Regions from separate parts of the Homo sapiens genome. Here region 2 is linked to region 1. The links are chromatin loops, found by intact Hi-C in ENCODE. Cell type or tissue: B cell. All regions are shown on one strand.

Evidence for each region. A loop is a pair of places that touch in the nucleus more often than their neighbours do. Peaks named below come from ENCODE experiments on the same cell type or tissue, not always from the same donor. Only the 100,000 strongest peaks of a DNase experiment are listed, where the experiment ranks them.
Region 2: a loop joins it to region 1, with 11 times the contacts of the local background. A loop is called at or near these places in 1 of 110 quality-filtered maps.

What each region holds. Positions count from the first base shown.
Region 1 is chr7:94,554,138-94,558,137 of GRCh38, reverse strand. It overlaps CASD1 (CAS1 domain sialic acid O acetyltransferase 1), which reads right to left. Exons shown (of 18, transcript NM_022900.5): 17 at 3,563-3,655; 18 at 1,119-2,646. The coding sequence ends at 2,380. All of the region lies in intron 1 of LOC105375404 (a long non-coding RNA gene), which reads left to right. Among named protein-coding and RNA genes, the nearest start is that of CASD1, 46 kb to the right of the region's middle. RefSeq lists an enhancer at 1,979-2,028. In B cell, no CTCF peak of the experiment used is centred here; a DNase peak (open chromatin) is centred at 1,897; H3K4me3 peaks cover 1,286 bases; H3K27ac peaks cover 1,011 bases.
Region 2 is chr7:94,618,291-94,622,290 of GRCh38, reverse strand. It overlaps SGCE (sarcoglycan epsilon), which reads left to right. Exons shown (of 11, transcript NM_003919.3): 5 at 3,335-3,533. It also overlaps a transcript of CASD1 not described here. Among named protein-coding and RNA genes, the nearest start is that of SGCE, 36 kb to the left of the region's middle. RefSeq lists enhancers at 1,211-1,530, 1,571-1,620. In B cell, no CTCF peak of the experiment used is centred here; no DNase peak of the experiment used is centred here.

The DNA of each region.
Region 1 (4,000 bases):
AGTTTTGGCAAAGGAAAGGAGGAACGATTGAGGTAGAATTCAGTCAAGCAAGTACCTTTTAAAGCCAGATGGTAGATTTCTGACTGTGATTTCTATTACAGAAAAATCTGAATTTAGAGAACCTCTGTGGTTTTATCTCAACTTTAGCATATCTAAACATCCTGTTAAAAATCTTATTCTAAAGAATGGTATGATTGAGTAATGCAAATGGTCAGTATCTGAGTCGATGCAGAAAATAAAATATTAAGACATTTACCGTATATATAGGTGCTATCATTGTGGCAACTTCCACAATAACCTTTTAAGACTAATTAAGAAAATCAAATATAAAAAATATTTTTAACTACAAATAAATTATTTTTAAATTATACAGATTATTATATAATTATATGTAAAAAATAGTGCTTTATATTAAATAAGAACAAGTGATGAAGAAACAGGGCTCACCAGGTAAGTTTTAGGCTTCAGTTCAAATAGGAGAGAAAAGCATATATTCACTGCGGCATCCCTACTGAAGACATAAGTGCTTCCAAAATACACAGGGAGACTGGTCATCTTTCTTTTTCAATTGTTTCATCAAGAAGAATCTTTTTCAGGTGATAAAACTTACAAGCTAAATTAAAATGCACTCTACTCATTGGCAAGCTACATGAACAAGAATAATGTGATCACAGTACTTGGAAGTTTTTGATTTATAACTATACTATTCTCTACTTATAAGGCTGCAGTCTAGGAGGCAGAGCAATGAATCATTACAATTGTCTATCTGGGAAATGTCAAAAGATTAAGTAAGGGCAAAAGAAGAGAGAAAAGGAAAGAACACACATCTCTGTCCAAGAAATATTCCTCTATTAATGGAGGTATATCAGTAGCACATAAATCCAGTGCTAAATAAATAATAAGTACATTTTTAAAATCTTCAAGCAAAATCACTAATGAACCATAATGCTTAAACTTCCTTGGTGGAAAGCAGATGACCCTCTGAAGCTCTGATAACTAAATGATTCCTTATCCAACTATCATTTGGTAACCTACCCCTACATATTAAGCAATTTAAAAAGCAAATTTAAGTTGAGGAAATAATTAGATATTTGAACCAATCATGAATGGATCCAGCATTTTTGAAAAAGAACACATATAGTTTAATTGATACTTTGCCAATACAAAAATAAGCATCCACAGAATGTTTATTTACTGTTTAAATTACTCCATATTTTCATATACTGTGAACAGAAAATATATTTTACCCCACATATAGTAAAAGCAAACAAGTGCAATCTTTCAAACATTAAAATCATAATCAAATCTGTACAACAGATAAATAAATGTATACCTCTAACAGTTAGCTTGTAAAAAAAAATCAAACAAAAAGCAAAAACATTTATTGCCCAAATTCACCAGTTTACTTAAAATTCTACTTATGGTAATACAGCTCAATCGTAACAACTTGCATGTTTACTACACTGCACAAGTTTAGACTGATAAATATTTAAAATAGGAGGTGGGTAATAGGAAATACCAAATGGCTATAAAGAGCTTTCCAAATATTGGAAATAATATACGAAAATTAATTAGTGGGGATAACATATTAAATGGATCCACAGGGTAACTGGTATTACACTGGTATAGCTTGAGGAAAGGAAACAGGTGAACGTTTGGATTGGAAAAAAAATTTTGGCTTTTTTATAAAACGAAGCAACAATAACATCAACAATGACAAAACCCTGTCATGGAGCCTCAGAACTATTCTGTGAGACAAAGTGTACAAAGATTTAGGCTTGCATACCCGAAAACCACAGTTAGGAAGAAAAATCATTTCAGGAAACAACATCAGAACAAGAACACATATAAATTAAAGGCATACTGTTTATCATTCCACTTCATTGCACATATAAGAAAACAATACTGCCGTCATTCTTGAGTAAGAAAGTTTCCAATGAAAGAGGAAGTTCCACAATGAATACAGGTGCAGACAGTCTTATTACCACAAATTTAGTTATATCAAAACACTTGGTGGTGTCACTAAGTTAATTAAATTATCTATACTTTTTACTGGAAAGGTAATCATTTCCCTGCCTTCATATGTTAACTTAAAATCACTTACAAATGGAAATATAGATTCAGTAGAAAAGACTTCACATGCAATCCTATACAATGCATTCTGGTTTTTTGTTTGTTTGTTTGTTTTAGTATTTCATATTGGATATGTACATTTCCAATATATACAACCACATATGTTCAACAGATGTCACAGAACTGTCCTCTTGCCACAAACGTTTATATTTACATACACATTTATATCTCCAGATAGATGCTTTTCTCTTCTAGAGACACACAAAGGTAGCCTGAAGAGTTTAGGTTTTTTAGAATTTTTGGAACCTAATGTTTTGATTTATCTTGAATGGATGATAAGATGAGGAGTCCACAAAAAAATGCAGCTATACATGCCAACCTTTTCAAGAGAGATGAGTTATCTTTAGGAATAATAATCTGTGCAAGATCATTAGTGATCTGAGAAATTTCATGTGCCACACAAACAAATATGAAAGTGCTGACAATGATGTTGAGCATAGGGTTTCCAGGTATCAGTACCAAGATACCCCTTGTGTCCGCTGCCAGCCATATGTGATACTGGCAAATAAATAGCTAGGAGAAAAAATATTTAAGTCAGATATTTATAGAGGGTCCATGAATAAATTACAGTTTTCCCTAATTTAAACAATTTGGTTGCATAATAACATTAGAAGGCTTTCCTAAAACCATTTTATTCTGTCTCACTACTGGCCCTGAAAAGTCCACTGCAGTCTACTCCTTAGAACTCCAACTGCTAATACAATCTCTCTTATAAATGAGACCAAAGAAAATAATAGAACAATTATTCAAGAACTCAAAGAGGAATTTATTTTCCCTATTTTAAGAGACAATTTAATAAATCCTATACTCTAAAAACTCTAAAATATATGTTGTTATTACAATATAAATTGTTTTAAAACATTCTATTTCAAATAATAAAGCTTAGACTACTCAGAATACATTTTAAAACCTACTGTTCAAACTGATTTTGTAGATAATTTCATATTATGTATCTTACACAAAATGTAATGAGTTTATACTTTCTCCCACAATTTCCAATCATAATAAGGGTAAATTTTATTATGGTATGCATCAATAAACTGAATTCCAGTAATATATTTAATTATGGAGATGAACAAAAAATCAAAATCCCCTCAGTTTGATTTCATTTATATACCTGGTCTAATATTTTTCTCTCTTGGTCTCAGCATCTTGGTTGTGCTTGAAAGCTCAAGACAACGTAAATAATATTTTGCAAGTAATCTATATCTAGTCATTTAAAAATAAGGCTTAAAAACATTCCAAAATACTTTAGTATTGTTGAAAGTTCTAAGTCTTTTCCCTGTAATTCCATAATAGCTTCAGTTTAGAAAAAAGTACGTCCGATTTTCATACTCACATATATGTGTGATATTTACACACACACACGTACATACACAAACATGAAACACCTGGCTGTGTAAGATAAGCAAAATATTAATGTACCAACCTCTAATGAAATTTTTCCAAACCAAGCAAAAAATGAACTGTAAACTGAACGGGCATATCCAGGGATGTTTCTTATTAGGATGAAGGCTAAAATCTAAAGAAAAAGCACAAAAGCAAATATTAATAATCTCTTTATTGAAAAGTATTTTGTATAAAGCTTTCTTTTAAATGATAACCTTATTCTTTATGTTTGTGAACTTGACACATATACAACAGTCTTTTTATATTCTAAAAGTATTAGAAAGTTATTTTTGTTCTAAAGTCTACCCAAACTGGATTTCTCAACACATGGTCGGTATGCTGCATACCAATGAACATTTTAAGTAGTACATGGCTGAACAATTTTATGTATACTGGAAAAATTACAGATTTGCCTAAGGCCCTTTGTGTAGAAAAAGTTGCTATCATATTTATGTAGCAACACTTCACAAAATCATAT
Region 2 (4,000 bases), 64 kb before region 1:
TGAGAATGACAGGAGGGAAACTGATCCAGAATTTTTTCCCTCTAAAAACAAGAAAACAATTGTGCATTCTTGATAGGGGAATTTTTGCTTCTATTTACTAGTGCAACTAAAAACAAATGAGCAAACACCAAACATTTTATCAGAACCTACTAATTTAGCATTAATGATAATGCAGTCAAGGCTGGGTTAAAAATTACTTTTACACGATATGAAAGAAGGAATTTCTGTAAAATTAAACGTGTATGGAGAGATTGCTTGAACACTTAAACCCCCTTAAGTGAATGTTTTCCCCCAGGTGTTTACCGGTATCAATTGTAGACAACAAATGTGCAAGTTTAAAATTTAAAATGACCTTCATATATGAAAAGCAAGTCCAAGTGCCAGTTCTGTGGGCCTGGACTGAAGACTCCCTGTCCACTCTGCCACTCCCCAAAGGCTTTTGGTAGGTATTTATGTTTGGATCAGGGAGATTTTTGTTCTTGACTACAGTGGTGATTGGATGCTTACATGCTGTCTAAGCTGGCCCTGTAGAATTGGAATACACTTAATGAGCAGAATAATTGAAAAGTTTCCTTCCTCCTTAGGAATTCATCATTACAGTTATAAAGTTATACTACAGTGGCCTTGGACCATCTCACCTCACCATTATGCTCTCAAAGGGACTCGAAACTCTGTCAGGTGTGAGAGTCCCTACAAATTGAAAGCTTGTTCTATAGTTTGAACTTCTTCCTTCTCAAATCTAGTCTCAGTGCTGTAGATACAGATTACTCAAGGCATCTCAATAGATGTTGTTGTTGACGTATGAGGACCTGTGGTCAAGTAGATACTAATGGAAGACTGCTAGACAACTGTAGGATTGAAAATTGGCAGCAGGGCTCTTTGTCTAAATAACGGGTTTGGAAGGTGTGCTAGTGAGAAGGAGTAGTAGACAGGTTTTAGAAGCCTCCACCTTTACTCCAGGCAGTGCTTGTTCCTCTGCTTTTTGTGTAGGGTTAGTGGCCCAAACCTATTTGAACCACTGCACTAAAGTCCATGCATTTGTCCTTGCTGGTCTAGACAGAAATGTATATGTGCAGTAGGATGTACATGTTTGAGCATGGCCTACACTCATGTTATTTATCCCAGATTAGATTTAGGAAAAGAAATAACAAAAGTTATATATCAGGGTAATCATGCTCTGTCCAACTCCCTGCCCAGCTGTCTCCTGTTCTGAGAGATCTAATGGGAAATTAGTCATGTAGACTCACACCGCATGAAGCTCAAGGAGAGTACATAAAGTGATTCTCTAAATTGGGTTTAGTGCCTCAGAGGCCTGCCACCAATCTGTTGGCCTACTGTTCTCTTGGCCTCTGTGATTTCCAAATATAGCAGGCATGGGATTTCCCCAGAGTTAGAAAGCTGCTGTGACTCATCTCTGGGAGGCCTGGCAGCAGCTCTTGGATGGGTAGATAGCAGGCAGCTGCCCAGCTCAAAGCCTCTGAGGGGTGTGGTGGCAACCACAGGCTTTGCAGCAGGTCTCAGAAAAGGAGCCATGAAGCTGGGTCACGTGGAACAGGAAAAGCCAGATAATAATTCTCCAAAAAGTAGCACTGATCATAAGAAAAAAGTTTTAGATACTTTTTAAGAAAACTGGATGTAAAAACATTGAATGAAATGAATAGATTTTAGACTTCTGGCATATTCAAAAGCTGTATTTGTATTATTTATAAATATTTTATTATTTATTGCCAAGAAACTTTCTCATAACACATTTCTGCATGACTATTTCTAGGTATGCAGATAAATGTAGCATGATTAAGCTATTTATCTGTATAAAACAGGAAATATGTCTATAAAACGAAATTTATTTGCATATATGAGAATAAATATATTTTAAATTGCAGATGGGCTATACATTAAGGAAATCTAACAAAATTGTAAGCAGAACAAGTGACAATATAGGAGATAAGCAAAGAACTTTCTATGATTAGGGCTTTGAAAAACTAAATCTTTAAAAAGTGATGACCACACTCTAGAAAACTCTGTTGAAAATTCTGAAGCGTTAGTTTCTTCTTTGACTTCATCTCAGGCATCAAATGTCCTTTAATAGGATGCTTCATAAGAAATAAGTTAACCAAGATTTTAGGTACTTAATGTAATTTTTATTTTTTGTTCATTAAATAAAAGTGGAATATCTTACAGATACATGAATTTTATTGAAATAAATGAGAGGATATACATAGTGTAATTACTACTGGGGACTTTAAATCTGTGTAGCACCTAGAAACATTTTCTTGTCTTTTTAAAGTAAAAATTCAGATAATCAACCTTTTCATATTATTATAATTAGAGCTAACATTTAATATTTTATAGGCTCCTACTATGTTTTGGGAGCTCTGCTGAGCACCTTATATATGCAGTCTCTTTTAGCATAGATAAAAGTCGTACAAGGTAAGTTCACATTATGAGATAAGCTTCTGGACCTCTCTAAAGATAAGCTTTCACGTATGAAAGTACAATGAAAAACACAAGCAGCTACACACCCTCTTGTTGTGAGAATTAAATGTTCTAATTCACCTAAGTCCCCTAGCTTGGCCTGCCTCACAGTACATACATTTAAAAAATTAACCTTTATTCTTACAGAAATATTATTAAATAAACAGAAAGCTATTATTTATCGTAAGAGAACAATTAGAATATAGAGAGTGATGATTTGTAATTGAAGAGTAGCATTTGAGTAACAAATTATATTTACTTACAGTTTCTCATATTGAAAGGCTGAATTTGACATGGGGTTGTTTTAAGATGTTAATCATGAAATATTTAGAGGGAAATTTTGATGACACATTGAGGAGGAAAAAACACTAAATCTCCAACAATGTGAAGTGGAATTCCATGAGAACTTTATAATTTTTCTAGAATATTTAATTATAGTGTGATTAAAAACTGTGGAATTGTTCTGGTTTTTAGAATTCCTTTTGGACATATAATTGATTTTTATTTCAGAAAAAGTAATATTTTAGCATGCTCCCCAAAAGATCAGTAATATTATAAATTTAAAATGTAGATTTAGCTTTTCTTAGTTGTTTTGCCAAATTCTATAACTATAAATTGCCCTGATGAGCCTCTGATGAGCCTTGGATTTTATTATATTGTAGATAAAGTTCTGTTTCTAATGTCAGTTATGTTTTTAGATACATCCTCTGTTAAACAGAAAGCCTTTAAAGTCAGTATTAATATTGCTTCCTGCTGCCAGGATTATGACAGAACTCAACAAATCGCAAATTGTTCTTTTGTTTCCTTTTTAAAAGACTACTTCATTAAAGATATGCATGCCCTTTTTCACCAAAATTAGACTTCCCGTTGCCATATCAAGCAGAATTCTTCATTAAGAATATGAATGTAGAAGAAATGTTGGCCAGTGAGGTTCTTGGAGACTTTCTTGGCGCAGTGAAAAATGTGTGGCAGCCAGAGCGCCTGAACGCCATAAACATCACATCGGCCCTAGACAGGGGTGGCAGGGTGCCACTTCCCATTAATGACCTGAAGGAGGGGTAAGCAGATCTTTATCTCATTGCCTTAAATATAGATTTTTAAATACGGTGATCTTATCAAACTTATTATAGATGGAAGATGGCCTATTGCATTTTTCGTTTTAATAAGAAATAGATATTGTAAAGATATGAACATACTAGTAATTTTCTATATTGGCAAAGATGTTGTGTTAGTGGTTTTTTATATCTCAAGTTCCTGGTCTGTGAAATCTAATTGTAGATGAGGATCAGCATCATAAATTATAGCACTAAGTCTTTTGTACCTTCCATTAAGAAGCTGATTATTTAGGGCCATGAATTTCAAAGGAAATTGACGCCCCAGTTATTAGCTGCAGAAGGATGCACAGACTGCTGTAACTTTATTCTAGGAAACTATTTCTTCATCTTTAACATTCTTTCCACCATGTGTCAGTGACTGATGGCTGGGGTGGATTTGAAACCCATTCCTGTGACACAAAGGCCTAAAG